Linked DNA regions of Homo sapiens: region 1 is linked to region 2. A link is an interaction called in ENCODE POLR2A ChIA-PET data of the cell type or tissue named here. Cell type or tissue: MCF 10A. All regions are shown on one strand. Links, peaks and the distances in the headings refer to the core of each region. The heading gives the core; the rest is flanking DNA. Region 1 overlaps SRPK2 (SRSF protein kinase 2). Region 2 overlaps SRPK2 (SRSF protein kinase 2).

The links. Peaks named below come from ENCODE experiments on the same cell type or tissue, not always from the same donor. Only the 100,000 strongest peaks of a DNase experiment are listed, where the experiment ranks them.
Region 1: POLR2A ChIA-PET joins it to region 2 with 26 read pairs; 4 of 35 experiments call an interaction of 5 or more read pairs at or near these places.

The regions. Positions count from the first base shown.
Region 1 is chr7:105,182,020-105,193,114 of GRCh38, reverse strand. The region is part of intron 3 of SRPK2 (SRSF protein kinase 2); the gene reads left to right. LOC124901718 (a long non-coding RNA gene) reads left to right here. Exons shown (of 2, transcript XR_007060466.1): 2 at 1-688. Among named protein-coding and RNA genes, the nearest start is that of KMT2E, 170 kb to the right of the region's middle. In MCF 10A, for the core only: no CTCF peak of the experiment used is centred there; no DNase peak of the experiment used is centred there.
Region 2 is chr7:105,265,015-105,276,109 of GRCh38, reverse strand. The region is part of intron 2 of SRPK2 (SRSF protein kinase 2); the gene reads left to right. Among named protein-coding and RNA genes, the nearest start is that of SRPK2, 120 kb to the left of the region's middle. RefSeq lists an enhancer at 7,003-7,292. In MCF 10A, for the core only: no CTCF peak of the experiment used is centred there; DNase peaks (open chromatin) are centred at 7,039 and 7,839.

The DNA of each region.
Region 1 (11,095 bases), core at 1,622-9,621, 83 kb after region 2:
AGGCAAGGATTTCATGATCAAGAACCTAAATGCAAATGTGATCAAAACAAAGTTAAATACCTGGAACTTAATTAAACTAAAGAGCTTTTACACAGCAAAAGGAAGAGTCAGCAGAGTAAACAGACAACCGAAAGCGTAGGAGAAAATCTTCACAATCTATACATCCGACAAAGGACTAATATCCAGAAACTACAATGAACTCAAATTAGCAAGGAAAAAAAAATCCCATGAAAAAGTGGGCTAAGGACATGAATAGACAGTTCTCCAAAGAAGATATACAGATGGCCAATAGACTATGAAAAAATGCTCAACATCACTAATGATCAGGGAAATGCAAATCAAAATCACAATGCAATACCACTTTACTCCTGCAAGAATGTCCATAATCAAAAAATCAAAAAATAATAGATGTTAGCATGGATGCAGTGAAAAGGGAACACTTCTACACTGCTGGTGGGAATGTACAGTAGTACAGCCACTATGGAAACCAGTGTGGAGATTCCGTAAAGAACTAAAAGTAGAACTACCATTGATCCAGCAATCCCACTAACTGAGTATCTACCTAGAGGAAAATAAGTCGTTATATAAAAAAGTTACTTGCTCATGCATGTTTATAGCAGCACAATTCACAATTGCAAAAATGTGGAACCAACCCAAATGTCCCTCAATAAATGAGTGGATAAAGAAACTGTGGTGTGTGTGGAGTACTTCTCAACCATAAAAAGTAATGAATTTTGGAGCAACCTGGATAGGATTGGAGACTCTATTATTCTAATTGAAGTAACTCAGGAATGGAAGACCAGACATCCTATGTTCTCTCACTCATAAGTGGGAGCTAAGCTATGAGGATGCAAAGGCATAAGAATGACACTGTAGACTTTGGGGACTCAGGGGGAAAGGGTAGGAAAGGGATGAGGGACAAAAGACTACAGACTGGGTTCAGTGTATACTCTATCGGTGATGGGTGCACCAAAATCTCACAAATCACCACTAAAGAACTTACTCATGTAACCAAACACCACCTGTTCCCCCAAAACTTATGGAAATTAAAAAAAAAAAAAAAAGCAGAAGCAGAAGTGGAGCTTTTAAAAGGAATAAGTGGACCAGGCATGGTGGCTTACACCTGTAATCCTAGCACTCTGGGAGGCCAAGGCAGAAGATCATTTGAGCTCAGGAGTTCAAGACAGCCTGGGCAACATATTAAGACTTTGTCTCTATTTAAAAAAAAAAAAGTTTTTTTTGTTTTTTTTTACAAAAGGATAAAAAGAACCAGTGTAGGTTTTAAAGAGGGAAGTGCTATATTTAAGGAAGCTTAATTTGAAATCTTAGTTGATTGACATTAAAGAGAGAGAAGATACAAGGAGAAGACAAAAGCAAACAATGTTATGGAGGTACCGTCTTTATTATTCAACAATCTGTTGAGTATGGAGGGCAGTGACCAGAAAACCCCACACACTTCTAAGTCCTGGAATAATCAGAAGAATAGTACCTTCTGGGCATCATTTATTTTAGTGTACTCTGAATTATGAAACTGCTTTTCTTCCCCTTCCCCATAGAGATAGAGTGTCTCATTCTATTGCGTAGGCTGGAAGGCAGTGGTGTGATCACAGCTCACTACTACTACAACCTCCCAGGCTCAAGCTATCCTCCTGAGTAGCTGGGACTACAGGTCTGCATCACCATGCCTGGCTGATGTTTAAATTTTTTTGTAGAGACAGGATTCACTATGTTACCCAGGCTGTTCTTGAACTCCTGAGCTCAAGGAATCTCCTCCTGTTTCTGCCTCCCAAAGTGCTAGGATTGTGGGCATGAGTCACCATGCCTGGCGGATTTTAAAAATGTTGATAGAGACGGGGTCTCCCTATGTGTCTCAGGGTGGTTGTCATTTCTTTTTTGCATTGGATATCGTTTGGCTATGAAAAAGCTCTGAGCCAAATGTGCAGCCCACCTCTAACAAGTGAACAGTAATTTATAGCATGCATTCTGTATCCTAACTTCACTGTAGCATTATTCTGTTTTACTTTTTCTGGGCTATTTTTTCTGTGCCCCAATTTCTTTCTAATTTTGTATCTTATATTGTGGTTTTATAAGCTGCCTCAATTCCTTATAGAAAAAAATAGTGTAACATATATTAAAACATCACATCATACCCCATACATACAATTATGGCTTACTAATTAAAAATAGCTTTTTAAACAAGGTGAAATAATGTTGGCATTATTAGTAGAAACAGTGAAGTCGCAGTTGGATTGGGGAAGATGTTGATGAGTTTGACTGTTGATGGAAATATCAAGAAGGTGGTTAGAAATATGAATCGGAGAATCAGAAGTATCAGCAAGCAGGTGGTTTAGTAAAGAATTTAACCTTGCCTAAAGAGATATCTAGCCTTTGTCCTTGGAGCCTTCCAAGGGCATAGAGATCTGGGTGCCTTGGGCCACACCTGATAGTCTAACAGTGTGGCACATTATTGAACGTGAGGATGGTCTTTGGGACCCCCAAACTCTGTGATTCATGTCAGAAGGGAAGGCAGTTGGTGGACTGTTCCCAAACCTTACACAGATATTATAGATTTGATAGGTAAAACAGATCATATAATGGTAAGTGGTTTAAAAAAACAAACAAAAAAAGGATGCAGAGAGGCTGTTCAATGACAAGCCTTTGAGAAATTTAATGGAATGCAAGAGGAAAAGGAACACGTACAAGAAACAGACATAGCAGTCAAGGAGGTAGGAGAGCAACCAAGATATGTGTTCATTTTGACCTAGAGTGGACTGAGATGGCAGCCGTGGTGTTATTCTGAATGACACATTCCTGAACACATTCAGTTGTGTAACCCAAAGTTTATATTGTTTGAATATAGATGGGCAGTCATACTTGCAGTCATTCCAGATGTCAGTGGCTCTTGTCCTCACTTGTCAGCCCCTGCATAATCTGCCCTTTTGGATCTGGAAGTCGCCAGAGGGAGCGCAGGATCCAGACCGGAGTCCCCATGTGTGATCTGTTGTGATCCTCCTTCCTGCTCCTGGCCTGCTCCTGCTGGTGCTGCCATTACCCACTAAGAGAATGCTGTGGCGTTCTGCCACAAGGCTGTCCCCACTGTACTCAGTGCCAGAGCACAGTTGTGTGGCATGGCAGTGGTGAGAGACCAGTTCATATGTCTGCAACAGCCCCATGCCATCACGCCACAGCGTGCCCACCACCCCTATAGCCAGTGGCCTCACCCACTGGTCCCTGGAGTCCAGTTTAATTTTTTAAAAATTTGTAAAAAGAGTTATAAAAGAACTTCTAGTCAAAAAGACCAAAGCCCATGCCATCATCACACTCCTCAGATTCTTCTTTGTTTTTCCTTTTCTTTATCTTTTTCTTTTCGGAGACCGAGTCTGGCTCTGTCACCCAGTCACTGCAACCTCCGCCTCCCAGGTTCAAGTGATTCTTGTGCCTCAGCCTCCTGAGCAGCTGGGATTACAGGCATCCGCCAGCCCACCCATCTAATTTTTGTATTTTTGGTGGAGACTGTGCTTTGCCATTTTGGCCAGGCTGGTCTAGAACTCCTGGCTTCAAGTGATCTGCCCACCTCAGCCTCCCAAAGTGCTGGGATTACAGGTGTGAGCCACTGCATCCGGCCGAGATTCTTTTTTCTTTGCTTACACTTCCTTCTCCTCAGCTGGAGCAGCTGCTCTGGACAGGGCAGGACCTACTGTTGATGCAGCAGCAGCTGCTGGAGCAGGTCCACCAACCCCTACATTAGGATGAGTCTCTCGATGTCACCATAGGCCAGGGCCTTTGCCAACAAACCAGGCCGAAAAGGTTCAACATTTACACCACCTACTTTAATTAGGGCCTTGATTTATCCTCTGTGACGGTCACCTCGTTCATAGTGAAGAATGAGGGTGGAGTAGATGCAGGCGAATTCAGGGGCTGTGGTGCGGGCGAGTGGCGGGGCTGGTGCTGCTGTTGGATGCAGTGCAAGTTGCTGGATGAAGTGAGGGCCTCTCCCCAGTGTGACTGTAGCTTTCCCAGAAGTACTGAGCCCCTTGGCAGCAGCTGAGGAAAGGGCTGGAGTCTGGGTTTAGAAAGTGTCGACAATTAACATGGTGGCTTCTTCTTAGCTCATTCTCTGTCCCTTCCTCCCTCCACCCCCTTTAGGCTCACTGTAGCATAAGGGTTTTTTTCCTTTTATGCTCCCAGCTAAAAGCTGGAACACTCTTGCAAGTCTTTTTGTTAGTTGGGGCTATCCACCAATTCTCTTTAAGGGCCCAGGCATGTTTGATTCTTATTTGGGATCTAAGGTAGTATTCTAAAAACATTTACAAACAGAACCTGTTACGAGTAATATCTTTTCTCTTTTATTTCCCATTTGGTGCTAATTTAAAAATGGACTGTATTCTTAGAGTTCTTTATTCAGATTTCACTCCTTAACATTGATGTTCTGGATTCAGTAGAATTGTTAAAATTTTTTCCTCTTTGTTTTGGATCCTGTTTTAACCTGGAATTGAAAAGAGTGAAATGAAGTAATGGAGTTCCAGATTTTGTTGGGGATTTTTTGTCTGGTTTATGTTGACTAGGAAGCAGTAATTGAAAACATGCTATTTTTTCCCTCATACATTTTAAAAAATTGAGATATAATTTGCAAACATAACATTCTCTGCTTTAAAGGGTACAATTGTGTGGTTTTCAGTATATTCACATAATTTTGCAACTCACCACTTTAAAATTCCAGAACATTTTCATCATTCTCCAGAAGAAATGACTGTCCATTGACAGCCAGTCCCTATTCTCCTCCCCTCTACAACCCTTAGCAATCACTAAGCTACTTTTTGTCTCTATTCTGGACATTTTCATATAAACAAACACAATACATCACTTTTTGTGTTTGGCTTCTTTTACTTATAATGTTTTAAAGATTCATTCTTGTTATACCATGTATTTTATTCATTCATTTCATGATTAATATTTCATTTTCTGGATGTATCACAGCAGTTCATATACATTTGGGTTGTTATCACTTTTGGCTATTGAGAATATGCTGCTGTGAACATTTGTATATGAGTTAAAGTGTACATTTGTTTTCATTTCTTTGGTATGTATCTAGGAGTGGAAGTGCTGGGTCATATGGTAATCACTTAAGGAGCTGTCAGATTATTTCCCCAGATGGCTGTGTCACTGTATATTCCCACCAGCAATCCTATCTTGGTTATAATTTACTCACCTTTGTCCCTTTTATGTTTATTTTTCTTGTGACTTACTTGCTTCTGTAATTCTATTATAATGAATGAGTTTTACCTATTTTTTTAAAAAACCTTTGATTGATCCTGTCAATGGCCTCTTCAGCTCTGCTTACTACACCACGCATATTCACCATGAGACTTTAAACCTGAACGTCTGGTCAGACACCCACACCAAAATCCTTCCCTTGGACAATAGTAATTTTGCCTGTGTTGGTAACACACTGAGATGGTGGTGGTCTTTCCAAGGCTATATGGTCTGAGGTATAAAAAAAGAGTTTTCAAGACGGAAGGATTTAATAATAGCATTTAGTTTAAGCTAAATTTCAGTTTCAGGAAGGTAAAAGCTGACAGGAACAGTGAACTACCTGTGGGGAATTCTCTAGAGACTCATGTGTGGGGCCAGTGATGAGTCAGGCAGATGTCAAGGTGAGGATATATTAGCAAAGCATAGCAGATTATTCGGTGAAATTTAGCAATGAAATGATTGTAGCTTCTAGGGAGTGGGGTCAGATTTGTGCAAGAAAAAGCATTTATTTTAGTGTGACATATCTGGGCATATTTCTAGGCAGAAGAGATAAGGTTTGAGTAGAGTTGAAAGGCCAGCAACAAAGGAATTAAATGAGTGATTTTTGGAGCTAGTTGATCAGTCTTTTAAAGATTGAAGGCACATCTTACCTGCAGAACCGAGGAGGAGGTTTTGCATAGCTGTTGTGGTGAGCAGAATAAAGACCGTTGTGATTATTGTTGTATAATAAATTATCCTCAAACTTAGCCTTAAACCCCTTTTTAATTTTGTTCATGATTTTATGTATCAAGAATTTAGAAAAGACAAAGCTGGGATGGCTTGCCCATTGCTTCACGGTATCTGGGGCCTCAACTGAGACATCTCAAGGGCTTGATGTGGCTTCATGGCTGGGGACTAGAATTAACTGAAAGCTTACATCTGGCCCCTGGGCTAGAAAGATAAACAACTAGGACAGCCTTATGGAGCACCTATCCATGCCCTTTGCATATGGCTTGGCTTTCTCAGAGCATGGTGGCCTCAGAGCAGTCATACTTCCTACCTGGCAACTTAGAGTTCCCAAAGGTAACACACACCTTCCAGAGTGGAAGCTGTGTTCCTTTTATGACCTAGCCTCAAAAGTCACACAGTCTCATCCACTATATTCTTTTTGGTTAGAAGCACATCAGACGCTCATTCAGTTTCATGATTAGAGTCCATTTCTTGATAGTAGAACATCAGAGTAGAAGGGATAGTAGAAGAGCAGGTAGTTGGGGAGATACTGTTTCGGCCTTTGTTGAAGAACACAGTCCGTCAGAATACAGCAACAAGAAATCAATAAAGCAGCCATAGAGAATGAAATGATTTCCTTTGCAGCAACATGGATGAAGCTGGAGGCCATTATTTTAAGTGAAAAAACTTAGAAACTGAAAATCAGCTACTGCATGTTCTTTCTTGTAAGTGGGAACTAAACAATGGGCACACATGGACTTAAAGATGGAAACAATAGACACTGAGGACTCCAAAAGGGGCAAAGTTGGGAGGGTGGTGTGGCTTGATAATTACCTATTGGGTATAATGGTCACTATTTGGTTGATGGGTATACCGGAAGCCCAAACCCCACCATTGTGTAATATATACACATAACAAACCTGCACATGTACTCCCTGAATCTAAAATAAAATTTAAAAAGTAAAAACCTATAAGCAAGGGCATTCTTCCTACTGTCAAATGATACAACATTCATAGAAATAGAGATTTGTGTAGTTTGAAAATACCTTATATAAATCAAGATGAAACCTTTATTTTGCAGACATTAAACCTAAAGTTGACTGATAAAGACATATTCGTCCCATAGCCCAGAACATTCTAGGGGAATAAAATCTATAAAAAGATGCAGACTTCCAAATATATGTAGTTATAGTTATGTAGGTACAGTAAACTAACCCCCTTTTTTAGGACATGTATTTATCTAATTCTCTTTTTGTCTGGCATGGATTATAAGCCTTCTAAGCCTAGAGTCTACTAAGTATGTCTAAATTGCTATGTTGGGTGCCTAACAAAGGAGTATGTACAAGTTGGTGCATGAGTTAGACTTTTTGATGGTGATTAAACTGGAAAGCATGAATTATTCTTGGATTATAAAACTAGGTGGGGCTTTCGAGTGAGGCTCAAAAATCAGTTTTGTTTTCCACATAGAGACCTTTTACTTATTCTTTTTGTAGTCAGTTTGTCTCTAAGACCTTTTTTCTCTTTCTCATTTTTTAGAATAATTAAGAATTTCATTAGAGTAGTTTAGAATTTAGATTATTTACAGTGTATTATTATTATTATTTTTTGACAAGAGAACGTAACATACACCTGGGAACATGTCTTCAGTTATGAGTCAGACATGGATATGTGCTATAATATATACCCTTGCACTCCATGAACAGCAGGAGCCTGAAATAGGTCCTAACCTTTGGAAGGAACTTAATTTTTTAGTTATATTTTGAGGTTGGAATGTGGATAATTAGGGCTTTTAGTTTTAAACAGCCAGAGAGCTGTTTTCTGAGTTATTTTAATTGTTAAATTTTTTTAGTTACTAAGAATTTTTTCTTTTAGATATAAATCTTATTTCTTTTTCTCTTTTTTTAATTTTTTCTTTTAAAAGAAATCTCATGTCTTAAGTGGATTCTGATTTCTGAATTCTACTTTGACTCAGCTAAGACTTTCTCATTCTAAGATCAGTTATGTTTCTTCAGTTCATAATTCAATATATTATACATTTATTTATCTGAAACATAATTAAGAACCGAGAAATGAGCCCAAAGTTTTTGAACAGATACAAACAATGTCCAAGTTCACGTACTAAAGTTCATGTACTCAAGCTCATGTTCTTTATTCTGGAGGAAAGTCCTTTTAATGATCTCATAGAATGTCTACTCCTCCTTTGCCCATGAAACAAGGAGAAGGTTAAGAATAAGAAGGAATTAGAAATAATATATAAAAACTATCATAAAGTCCCAATAAACATTGCAGCCTAGATAAAGTGGTAAAATTCTTAGATGGAAAGACCACATGACTTATTAGGGGATAACCAGATTGTTATTAAGTATTTTTGCAGCAAAATGTTAGGCCAGAAGACACTAGAGAAGTACATTTAACATACTCAAGGAAAGAAAATGTCAGTCAAATATTTTACATCCAGCCAAACTGACCTTCATTATACAAATCTCATACAAACTGTTATATACATTTAAGCACTGAGGGAATATTGTTCTTTTGAACACTGAAGTTAAAAGCTTCTAGCAACCTAAATCAAGGAAGAGGCCTGTATAGACATACAGACTGCTTTCATTAAAATACAAAGTATACCTGAAAAATCAAATCTGTAGCATTCCTCTGGGACACTTAGCTTATAGAATACTATTAAGCGTCTTAACTAGACAGTTAAATGGACTTGAAAGATCGTGTATTTGGTTTCCATAGAAATTTAAGGGTAAATTTTATAACAACATATATTTTGTAACAGTGGTTTGGATTATTCTGTCAAGGTATCCTAAAGAGAGAAATAGCTGTGTCTGGCATTATGTATGTAAGAAATAAAGGAAAAATATTAGTAATAGACCAGGTGTGGTGGCTCACTCCTATAATCCCAGCACTTTGAGAGGCCAAGGTGGGCAGATCATTTGAGGTCAGGAGTTCGAGACCAGCCTGACCAACATAGTAAAACCCCGTCTCTACTAAAAATACAAAAAAAATTAGCCAGGTGTGGTGGCACATTCCTGTACTCCCAGCTACTCCGGAGGCTGAGGCAGGAGAATGGCTTGAACCTGGGAGGCGGAGGTTGCAGTGAGCTGGGATCATGCCACTACACTCCAGCCTGCACAACAGAGAGACTCCATCTCAAAAAAAAAAAAAAAAAAAAATTGGTAATAGTGTACGTTAACTCTTTTTAGTTATGGAATCTGAGATTTACAGGGTATCAGTATACTTAAAATACATTCAGCGAAGTTGAACACTTAGTTGTATTTGTGTGTATGAGAAAAAACAGCTTGTTTCCCAAATTACAGAGTCAAGTAAATCTCTAGACATGGCCTCTTAAAAACAGCCACGCAGGGCGTGGTGGCTCACACCTGTAACCCTAGCAGTTTGGGAGGCCAAGGTGGGCAGATCATTTGAGGTCAGGAATTGTAGACCAGCCTGACTAACATGGTGAAAACCCCATCTTTACTAAAAATACAAAAAAATTAGCCAGGTGTGGTGGCACATGCCTGTACTCCTAGCTACTCTGGAGGCTGAGGCAGGATAATGGCTTGAACCTAGGAGGTGGAGATTGCAGTGATCTGGGATCATGCCACTGCACTCCAGCCTGGGCAACAGAGTGAGACTCTGTCTCAAAAAAACAAAAATAGACAAACAAACAAACAAAAAAAACCCGCTAGCCATTTACGATCTGATATGTTAACCATTGTGCAGTTGTAGGATTCCTGCTGATCCCCAAGTGCATTTAAAATTGTGTTCTAAAGTACTCTTGGTATTGAGACATGGTTCTGGAGTGTTCTAGACTAGAATGTAGATTAGGATTTTAGTTATTGGCTTGTATAGTAATGTGACTTTGCATTGTGAGCTCTTATTCTCTAGGGTTTTTTCTGAAAAATCAGTATCAGTATATTGAAGAAAATTTTTTACACAGCTACAAACTTATAGCACTAAAATGACAAAAAAAGATGATTAGTCATAAAAACATAAGAGATCCTTATTTGTATTTAAATAATTTTCTTTGTCTAGAATTTGATTCCAGCTTTGTAAATGTATGGAGCTTTTAGTGAACTTTAACTTCATAAATGTTTGTGGATCCCGTGATAGCTTGGCTCAGGATCTTGTAAATACTATCACAGCTCAGTCTTTCTTACTAGTTTGCCTTGAGTACTACACATTTTAATTTTACATTGTAATAGAAATATGATTTTTTTTTCCCCTATACAGTTGTCTTCGTAGTGTTTTATATGATACTACTTGGGATATATTTAGATTAGTAGTTTACTTTCCCTCCTTCTGGTCATAAGAGATAAGGGGAAATCTTCTAATAAATACTTTGTTAATTTTTTCCTTACAAGTAACAAAGTCAAAACTTGCCAGGCACTGTGGCTCACGCCTGTAATCCCAGCACTTTGGGAGGCCAAGGCAGGTGGATTGCTTGAGGCTAGGAGTTTGAGACCAGCCTGGCCAACATGGCCAAATCCCATCTCTACTTAAAAATAAATAAATAAAAAACACAAAAATTAGCCGGGCATGTTGGTGCACATCTGTAATTCCAGCTACTTGGGAGACTGAGACACAAGAGTTGCTTGAACCCAGGAGGTGGAGGTTGCAGTGAGCTGAGATTGTGCCGCTGCACTTCAGTCTGGGCAGCAGGGTGAGACTCCATCTCAAAAAAAAAAAAAAAAGGCGGGGGGGGAAACAAAGTCACAAGTTTTGCACAAATCTCAAGGCTCTTCAAAGTCTGATTCAATGTACCATTCTTGTTTTCTTTCTCAGCCTCAAACATAGTTAATTTATTTCACCTTAAACTGCTGTGCTTGTCGTCATGCTATCCTTTTTTACGTCAGGGCTTTCCTCTTTTTTGCTGTTAGAGTATACGGTTGAATTTTTTTTTTTTTTTTTTTTTTGAGACAGAGTCTTGCACTTGTTGCCCAGGCTGGAGTGCAGTGGTGTGATCTTGGCTCACTGCAACCTCCACCTCCTGGGTTCAAGCGATTCTCCTGCCTCAGCCTCCTGAATAGCTGGGATTACAGGTGCCTGCCACCACGCTTGGCTAATTTTTTTGTATTTTTAGTAGAGTTGGGGTTTCATCATGCTGGCCAGGCTGGTCTTGAACTCC
Region 2 (11,095 bases), core at 2,045-10,044:
ACTCTGTCCCTCTAAAAAAAAAAAATATATATATATCCTCCTCATGTACACCCCAAACAAAATTAAGTTTGTGGATGATTATGTAAAGAATTTGGCAAGTGAAAGGAAGTTTATTAAATTTGCCAGAATGATTCCCATTGAAAAAGGATGTAGCTCTAATTATTTAGGTAGAATAATCTGCCCAGTTATTATGTCTTTTTAAATTTCCACTTGACAAAAGTCAGGGTCCTCATGCCCAGGTTTAGTGATCTGAATGACAAAGGAGCATATCATGCCCACAGCTTCTGTGTGTTCTTATGTTCCCCTCACTCCTAGGATTCTAGGTTGATTCAGGGCGGCTCCGTTTTTCTCCTAGGATGTCTGTATCTTTGAAGCACCACCCCATGGGACATCATTTTGAGTAGAGTTACTGGTAATCTGCTACTCCTCATCAGGGTTCCAGGGGCTTGGCTTAGTGCTGTACTGATAGCCCTTAGTTAGTGGTCTGGGAGCCTTAAACTTACAGTGTGTTACAACGTAGACAGGTGAAGCATTAGAGCTCCTAGGCCATTAACTGAAGAGTTAAAAACTGTTCATCTTCATAAGGAGTTTGAGTATCTTTTAAGGTGTGAGTAAAAACAAGAATAAAAGAGTTATGAGGAAGATCTGTAGGTTGGATGCAAGAGAATGAATGGGGGAAATCACAGTGAATTGTTGGCTTTGAGGGATGTATAAAGGGGATGAATAAGAAGAGTATCATGCCCCAGATGATTAGTTGTTTCAATCAAGAAAGTTGATTAATAAGGATAATTTGAATTGATTGGAGATAAAAGAAAATAGCATTTTAAAAGCTGATTTAAAATAAGATTGAAATGTCCTACTGTTACCAAAATGCCAGGGGTTTGGTCTAGGTCCTGCTGCTCTCCACAAGGAAAGCCAATCACTGGCTGGGTGCTGTGGCTCATGCTTATACTCCCAGCACTTTGGGAGGCTGAGGCGGGTGGATCACTTGAGGTCAGTTTGAGACCAGCCTAGCCAACATGGTGAAACCCCCGTCTCTACTAAAAATACAAAAATTTGTCAGGCGTGGTGGCGGGTGCTTGTAATCCCAGCTATCCCGGAGGCTGAGGCAGGAGAAATGCTTGAACCTGGGAGGCGGAGGTTATAGTGAGCCGAGATTGCGCCATCCAGCTTGGGCGACAGAGTGAGACTTTGTCTTCAAGGAAAAAAAAAAAAGCCAATCACTGAAAGAACAAGTATTACCGAGGAAGAAGGCTTTAATTGGATGCTGCAGCAAGGAGATGGGAGCTCAGTCTCAAATCCATCTCCCAGACTAAAACCAGAGCTTGATATAGCAGGGAAGAAATGTAACAGTGTGTAAGAAAATAGGAACTAGGGAGGGGCAAGGAAGCAATCATGATGAATGAGGGATCCAAAGTGTCATTGTCTGGATGTGGTGATTTGGTGAGTTTCAGTTTTTTTTTTTTCTTTCTTTGAGGTGGAGCCCCACGCACATAGATGGCTCTCTGTGGTCTCCCTATTCATCCGTCTTTTTATACTTTTTTTTTTGAGACGGAGTCTTGCTCTGTCTCCCAGCTTGGAGTGCAGTGGTGTGATCTCGGCTCACTGCAACCTGCAGCTCCCGGGTTGAAGCGATTCTCCTGCCTCAGCCTCCCGAGTAGCTGGGATTACAGGCATCTGCCACCACGCCAGGCTAATTTTTGTATTTTTAGTAGAGTTGGTGTTTCACCATCTTGGCCAGGCCGGTCTTGAACTCCTGACCTCAAATGATCCGCCCACGTGGGCCTCCCAAAGTGCTGGGATTACAGGCATGAGCCACTGTGCCTGGCCTTCAGTTCTTTGAGAGAGAGAGAGAGGGAATTTATTGTTAATTTTTTTTTGGAGGCTTGAGGGTCCTTTGCTGAGGAAGGAACTTAGATAAAACATACTTGTATTACGCTTTAAGACCAGAAAGGTCAGTTTCTGTGTTTATCCAAAAGAACAGCCTATGGGACTATTGGGTGGGTTTTACTATTTGGGTTGTTGAAGTTCTTGGAAATTTTACTGTAGGTCTCAGCAACAGTAATCTTCTGGAGAAGATGAAGAATGTGATTGCCTCCAGTATCTTTTTGCCCCTTAGATTTCCCCTTTATAAATTCATGTGGTTCAGCTATGAGATGATCTGAGGATCAGTCTAGTTCTAAAATTGCTTGGATCTTTGGTTAAGTGTATCTGGAAATGTATATTTAAGAATAAATTAATGTAGCTCAATTGTAACTAACATTAGATTGACTGTAACAGGCTGAGAAGACTATGAAGGTGTCAACAACCAGTGTCTGATATGCCAGGCTGTCTGAATTGAACATTCAGGTGCCTGTCGTTAGGGAAGCAATGGTCTCATGGGGACTGAAACAAGTAATTTATATATTTTAGTAATTTGGTAATGCAAATACAGAGACGTAGAGGAGGTGAACTTAATTCTGGGAATGTGTTTGTGTGGAGGTAACATTTGGGACTGAGATTAGAAAAGTGAGTTGGGTAGCTAGGCGTGGTGGTGCCCACCTGTAATCCCAGCTACTCGGGGGGCTGAGGCAGGAGAATCGCTTGAATTTGGGAGGCAGAAGTTGCAGTGAGCTGAGATTCCACCACTGCACTCCACCCTGGGTGGCAGAACGAGACTCTGTCTCAAAAAAAAAAAAGAAAAAAAGAAAAAGAAAAAACGAGTTGGGTGTACAAGGGAGACGACTGAACGGTGGTATTCCAGGGAGAGGAAACTGTATACGAAAAGATTTAGTGGCGTGAAAAAGCATGGCATGCTTGGGGAGCCACGTAGACTAGAGCTCAGTATTTCCAGAGCGTATGATATAAAAAAGAGAGAATGGAGGGAAAGATAATTCTTTTTTCTTTTTTTTTTTTGAGACGGAGTCTCTCTCTGTCACCCAGGTTGGAGTGCAGTGGCGCGATCTCTGCTCACTGCAACCTCCGCCTCCCGGGTTCATGCCATTCTCCTGCCTCAGCCTCCTGAGTAGCTGGGACTACAGGCGCCTGCCACCACGCCTGGCTAATTTTTTGTATTTTTAGTAGAGACGGAGTTTCACCATGTTAGCCAGGATGGTCTCTATCTCCTGACCTTCGTGATTTGCCTACCTCAGCCTCCCAAGGTGCTGGGATTACAGGCGTGAGCCACCGCGCCCGGCCGGGAAAGATATTTCAAATGAGATTGGGGGAACTAGCCTGGGATCCCTCAAACATTTCAGGTTTGGTACGGCAATGGTGTTGCTGTTCACTGAGATCAGGAGTATATAAGAAGACATTAGGCTTATAAGTTTATGGGTTCAATTTTAGACATCGCATTCAAGCCATGCAGAGACTGTCTAGGTGAAAATGGAGGATATGTGGTTCTGGGTTGTAGGAGAGAATATTGGGCTGGAAACTAAGTTACCGTTATCATCAATGCCCTGTAGTTCTTGATGGCAAGGGTGTATGTAGACAGAAGGATCAGTGAGTGAAAAGAGGGTCCTTACAGGTATTACCAGCATTTAAGGGCTGCATGGAAGATAACGGTCTTGCAAAGTACCCAGAGTTAGAAGGAGAAAGCAAATGTAAAAGCATTAAAAAAAAGCCACAAAAACTTATGTCCTCCTATAATGTTATTTAGCAGTTAAGAAACAAAATTATGACTAAAAATAAAAGCAACCATAATTTAAAATATATTTATTCAAACTACACAGGAACTGCTTGCCTGTTTTCTGTGTGAAATAAGCAAGTGTGGTCTTGAGGTGGGAGTAGGGCAGATGGTAAAGGATTGATTAAAGGCTGAGATGTAGAAGGAGCTGTTGAGTGTACTGTCAAGCATTTTCAGATTACATCCATAGGGAATACAACTGTTAAATAATCAGGTTGATGGACTTTTTTTTGCACTCACTGGTCTAAATGTATACATGGAGACAGTGGGTGCTGCTTTGGAAGAACCATGAAGTGGTGGGCAAGAGAGTCATTTTAGAATTGTGAAGATGTGTCATTTTAAAATGACAAGAGAGTCATTTTAAAATCTGACTTGTAAAAGCAGACTGGATCTCTATATCAATTAATGTAACAAAATCTAGAAGGTTCTAAGATTTACATGCAAATACTATTATAAAGCATATTAGAGGAAAATTGGATGAAAAATTTAAAAACTTTGGTGTGAGGAAGGTGTTTCTAAGTTTGTTTCTAAGTTTATCAGGAAGGCCAGAATTTAACAAGGAAAAGATTGGTTGACTTTATTGCAGAAAAATAAAGCATATAGGGTCCCAGATACTACCCTGGAAGTAATTGAATAAAATTCCAAAACAACTGACTAATTGAGGGGGAAAGTGTTTGCGGTGTGTGTAAGAAAGTGTCCTGAGCATGGTCAAGGGAACGGATGGCTCAAGAGGTAGAGGTTCAAGAGTCTGTGGACTGAGGAGCCTGGAGTCGATAGCCAAGCCTTTTCTAATAAGTCATATCAGTATGGACATCCAGGTACCCCCGATTATGGCAGGTGTTGTGGTGGAATGGAAATCAGTTAAATGGCTTCTGGAATTCTTCACGAATGTGGGGAATTACCAGACCTATGGATGATAAGGACAGGGAGGAGTTGATGGTAGCATAGACAGAGTATGTGGGCCTCAAAGGATACAGTATCATAGTGTTAACGTTCCTTGATTTCTGAGTCCTTCTGGAGCGATGAACAAATCTGAAGGTTTAGAGATAAGGTGAAAATGAAGTTGGAAACCTTTTCATGTATTATTAGAATCCTCTTTGGTTTGGGGCTTCCAGTGTCACCAGTCAGAATATGGTTTATAGCTTGAACTTTTCTTTCCAGTGTTTACAAGATAGGCATTAACTTCGTTAGAGCTGTGTAATTTAATCTTGGGCTTTTTCATCTTAAGTGCATTGATATACGTACGTATACTGAAGTGTGAACTTTTTGTTGTTTTGGAATACAAAATTGCCATGATGAAGATGGATTCAAGTGTAATCTCTTTTCTGAAGCAGCAAGTTGATACATGGAGCACAATTCTCTAGGAAGGGAGGCTGAGATACAGATTAAAGTTAAGTTCCCACCTACAATAACACTACAGTGATAAAAATGGGGATGTTGAGGTTGATGATAAGAAGGAGAAGGTGGATTTAAACTATGGAAAAACCATTTAACATTGGACAGGCCTGGTATCCTTCATTAACTAATTCAGTAAATATTTATTGAGAGATGAAGCAGGGAGGGCTCATGGCATCCCAGGCACAATACTACTTTATTTTCATGGGTTATTTCATTAAATCCTTGCCACAGCCTTTCAGATATATGTTATTATCCTCATTTTACAGGAGAGGAGATAGAGGCTTTAGAGAGTTTAAGTAATTTCTCCAAGGTCATACAGCTATTAAAAATGGCAGAGGAGGCCTGGTGCTGTGGCTCATACCTGTAATCCCAGCACTTTGGGAGGCTGAGGTGGGCGCATCATCTGAGGTCAGGAGTTCAAGACCAGCCTGACCAACATGGTGAAACCCTGTCTCTACTAAAAAGACAAAAAATTAGCTGGGTATGGTGGCGGGCGCCTGTAATCCCAGCTACCCGGGAGGCTGAGACAGGAGAATCGCTTGAACCCGGGAGGCGGAGGTTGCAGTGAGCCGAGATTGTGCCATTGCACTCTAGCCTGGGCAACGAGTGAAATTCCATCTCAAAAAAAAAAAAAAAAGGGCAGAGGAGGCTGTTCCTAAATCCAAGGCAGAGTCTGAGCTCTGACACCCTGCTCCTTCCAAAATGAGGGGAGGGGCCCTGCTGAGGGCTCACTGTGGCGCCATGTGCCTGATCCTCAAGGTGAGTCTCAGCACCACCCCAGCTATAGGCGCTGTGCTCTGCTCTCCCAGTGGCTCGGCAGCTTGGCTACACCCTGTGGTAGATTCTGCTCTCTCATCAGGTATTCATGCCGCTTTTATAATGCTCATTGAAGTTATAAGCTTAAAAATTTGGGAAAAATCCTTATTTTAACAACGCTGAGAGGATATTTCTGTACAGGTCCATTGTATTTTATGGAACTAATTTTTATTCCTTTTTCCTTTACATCTTCTCATATTCAACTTTGATTTATATAGTCAACATTTTAAAAAAAATTTGCTTTACTGCTTAAAAAACTATTGAGGTCTATTTTGAAATCCTGGTACTGTTGATAGCATTTTATTGGCACTAATTTATTTTTTAGTATGTGAACTTTTTATTATGAAAGCACACTTCAGTTTTAAAAATCCAGTTGGAAATACTTATTAGGGATAGGAAAACAGCTTTACACATGAAATAGTCTGGGTAATAGGACCATGTCAGTTTTATTAACTTAAAATTATGTGCTTTAGTCAGTCGTTGATGTTTTAAAGGAAACGTGTTAGATTGTCTCCTTATCTTTTCCCTCTCTTATTTTCACCCTTCCTTCCCTTTTAGTCTGTTATCTCCCTTCCAAATCAGTATCAGCAATTATCTTTTAATTAAGTTGAACTGGTGCTTACATTCCTGTTGTAGATGTCTATTGTCAATCCTTTCCTAAAAGGACAAATATATTATCTCTGCTCGGTAAATGGGTGTTGCTGTTCACTTGTACTGTACTGCTAAGGAGGAGGGGAAAATTAAGGTATAAAATCAGAAGTCTCTTTCTAGAGGAGTTAGGAACACTAGATATTAAATGTGTCTTTAATTAAACACAATCAAGAAATTAAAACAAAGGTTAAACATTTTGAAATCTATACATCGGGGTTCTGGTTTAATATTTCATTCTTAAGTGACAAAAATGATTCACTGAGCCATATTTTTTAGGGCTAGTGAAATAGAAACAGCCAAGGGTTGCATATCTGTTTATTACAGCCTGTGACGTGATTACCCAGGCTTCTCAAATTATCTAGTATATTTAATTCAGATGTTCAAGATTTCTTGTTTGTATTTTATTTTGCTAAATTGAAAATCATCTTGTAGAACCATGCTAGTTCTACCTTAAAAAAGAAAACACCCCTCTGCTTTAAAGAAATGGTACTTCCTGCTTTCATAAACAGTCATGTGCATAGTTTAGCAAGGCCTGATGCCTCTGGAGCTTTTTCCCTTTATAGCACCATTGAATCCCAGTCCTAACAGAAGTACTGCGAATCTTGTGGCCTCATTCTGAACAAAAGGGATTAGAGAAGAAAAATCTCTTGATATAAGGCTTGAAAGCAAGGGCAGGCAATCTTGGTTGTGAATATTTTCTGATTTTTCCAGAAATCAAGCAGAAGATTGAGCTGCTGATGTCAGTTAACTCTGAGAAGTCGTCCTCTTCAGAAAGGTACAGCTACATCTCTTGCATGAACAATTAATGGTGTAGCATTGCTAAGAAACAAACCAGGACATATTTTTTTTTCTTGTCAAGTTTGCTATATAACGTATTGTCCTGCATGCTGGTATTGTGCTGTATTGAAGATGTGTATTGGGGCAAGCTGTTCTGCTTTTGCAAAGGGTGATTGATTTTTTTAAGAAAAATAGTGGAGCCTGATCAGCTGCAGCATGCACACCATAACACAGCAGACCGCTGGTTCATGTGTGACAGCTGTTGAAGGCTTTAAAAATAATTTAGCTAAAAAGCAGAAAAGAAAAATCTTGCTTTTTTAAAGGGAAATGCTGTGAGGTTTTCTTCCTATATGTTGAGGTTGCTGCTCTACAGAATTACGAAGGTTATTTGTAAAATGTAGGTTAAAAATACTTGATTTTGGGTTGTAATAAATATTTATTCTTATATGGTAAGGGAGTGCCATTTGTAAATAGCTTAGGAATTGCAAACCCACAGATTAGTCACATTCTGTAAGAGAGATATGATGCTTCTTCAAGTCTGTGCTAGGAAATGGAACAGTCACTGCATGCAGTAATGGTTCATGCCTGCAGGTAAGGACAAAATGACTCAGAAGTATTTTTAAAGCAATTATTTTATCTGTCAATCATATGATTATATCTGAAAAGAGATATTTCATTAAAATGACTGTTTTGCCTTATAAAAAGAATTAAGATATTTTTATCTGAAGTCAGAAATAAGGCTATAGTTGCCTATTTTGATATGCAAATATTGTATACAGTTCTGTTTACCAAAATAGTGTATACTACATGATGTCTTAAATTGAGATTCCTGGGCATACAGTTGATGCTTACCTTTCTCTTGGTTACCTAATAGGTTATACTTAATATTGATATTTTATACTTAAGGTATATGTTGATTTATCTTTTCTAGGGTTTGCAGGGTTATCTTTTTTGTTCATAGATGTAATATTTAGAAAAATAATGGAGAAATAATGTGGTAGTTAAGGAATGATACAGAAAAAATACAAAAAAAATGAGTTGAAGAACCTACCATGGTAAAATGGATTTATTTAAAGTATGCTAGTATATGAAGGACATAATCTGATGTAAAATTATCATTTTAAATTGATTTATTAGTATAATCAGGGGAAAAAGCTTATGGCTCTAACTTAGGGCATCACAAATAAAAATGATGTTACTGCTTTTGTTAGAGACTGAAAGTAGAAAATTTTAGGACTGCTAGTGTTTATTTTTGTGTGGCTTCTAACTTTTGGTTTGTGGCTAGCCATCTGATCTTAAGCATTCTGTTTGCTGAGATGAGAAACAGTCTTCAGCCTTGTGAATATTCTGCCAGTAAAATGGTGGTGATGGGAAGGGTAGAAGAGGGTGGTGTGCATAGTGAACGAGCTGGGTATCAGCTGTAATGTTAGAGTTTGGTACTAGGAAGAGCACACTTAATGAGATGACAGTAATAATTACATTAGCTTTTTGGAATATCATGAATTCTTTACTGATAAATTGAGGGTTGGACAGAGTGGATGAATATTATTGAGAAACAAATTAGGAGTGGATGAGGTTTTCTGGTTAAAATACATTCTGTAAGGAAAGATATTCTAAGATATTTTAGTGATTTTATTTATTTACTTACCTACACTCTGGTGGTTATTTGAAGGAAAGGGAGGACGCATGTGGTCATGATTTTAAAGTTTAGAAATCAGCCACTATTGCTTCTGATAACTTCATGCACAGTTTTACCAGAGATTACTTAATTTATGTATTATTATTTCATGGCCATTATGCTGTCCTGACTTAATGGTTGATAAATGTAGCTTATAAATCAGACAACACTTTGCAAACATAGAAGTTGTTTCGTTAATGTAGATATATTACAACAAGAAGGTACTCTCCCTTGCCCCTACTTTTTATTAAAAGTCATATGGTAATGAACAGTCAAATCATTTGTCTTTTTAATTTGTTTGGAGGAACTTGAAAAATAAGAATCTGAAGTTTAAAAAGAATTTATGGCTTGTAACACTATATCCTGTCCAGGAATTTAACACCTTACAATATCATGTAGCATTATCATTACATTCTTAAATTCCTTGTTCACCAGTCCAGCTACATTTTAAGAGTTTTTGCTTTCACTTAAAAAAAAAATAAGTTAATGGTTTGAGGCATGGTGCTCTAAATCTTAGAGATATTTGGAATTTGCATATAGTCAGTGTTCCCATCTGTCTACTGGTAGAAAGGTTGAAGAAATCTGACTTCTTTCTTTAGCAGGGGAGAAACTGCTTGATTGTAAGCAAACCAAAAGTTATCATTCACCACAACTGATTTTGTTCCTGCAGTATATAGAATTATCTTTTGATAATTCAGAAAACTGGGTAGAGAAAAGTACCTCTAAATACAAAATATAAATACAAAAACCCTGATGTGATTATTTCTAGTAATTTTTCATCTCATTTTTATCCTTTTAAAAGAATTGCTAGTCTTGCAAGAGCTTAGTATTGGTTGAATTGTTTTTGTTCAATTTTATAAAATGGGAAAAGCAAAACAACCTAATTTATTTTTGTAGAATCTTAAGAGTCCTTCACTGAAAAATATACATACGATTTGAAGTAAAATTATAATGGAATTTGAAGGTTGTTTGGGGGGCTAAATTGGGAAATACGTTATCCTAATAGATCTCAATAACACCTTGAAATCTAAAATTATGTTTTTACCTTTAAAGGAACAGTGGAAGTCTGAAGAGTGCCATTTTGTAGGGGAGTTATGGAGTACTTCTGTTCTGAATGGCTGACTCCTAAGATCAAAACTATCAGGGTTACAAAACGTTAGTTTATTTTTTGGTTTTGTGTTTTGAAGAGAGAGAAAAAAACTCAGCATAACCATTTAAAAAATTAAGAGCAGAGAATGCTATTGAATGAATTTTTTAAAAAAAATGCCTAATGATGAATGAAAAATGATGTATATAATAGTTACGAGGAAGATATTTGCTGCAAGACAGTACCCTCTGGAGATTTTAGGGGTAAATCCTACTGCAGGTATTTTCCTTTTTTTTGAGTGCCTGTTGAATGAATGAATTCATCTTGAATATAGTAGAGTCGGTGCTAGACACATTTTTACTCCCTTGTTTACTCCTGTTTACAGTAATAAATGTGAATATCTGATTAAAAAAACTAGGTTTTCAAGTTCTCGTTTCTTCATTTTGCCCTTTCTTAGCTAGAGCACTTCTGGGATTTATGGGGTAATGTGCGTGGGGGAGAGTAGTAGTAGTAATAACCATAATAGCTAAAAAGGTGTAGTACAGTTGTCCCTTGGTGTCCAAGGGGGATTGATTGGTTCCATGACCCCCCATAGATATCAAAATCCACAGATGCTCAAGTCCTTCATGTAAAATGGTATAGTATTTGCACATAACCTGTGTACTTCGTCCCATATGTTTTAAAACATCTCTAGATTACTTACAATACCTAATACAATGAAAACACTCTGTAAATAGTTGTTATATTATAGTTTAAAAATTTGTATTATTGTTGTATTTTATTTTTTATTGTTTTATATCCCAAATATTTTTGATCTGTAGTGGGTCAAATCTGTGGATGTGGAGGGCTGACTCTAATCATTTATTAAACAGTCTAGATACCAGTTCTGAGTGCTTTTTAGGTGAAGAGAAAGAGAGGGAAGGGGTGTGTGTGTTGTGTGTAGAAGGAATGGTTATTGGGAGAACTGTTTAATAAATCATCCCAGAAGAATCCTGTGTGAACAGAAGGTACTTTACCGTACTAT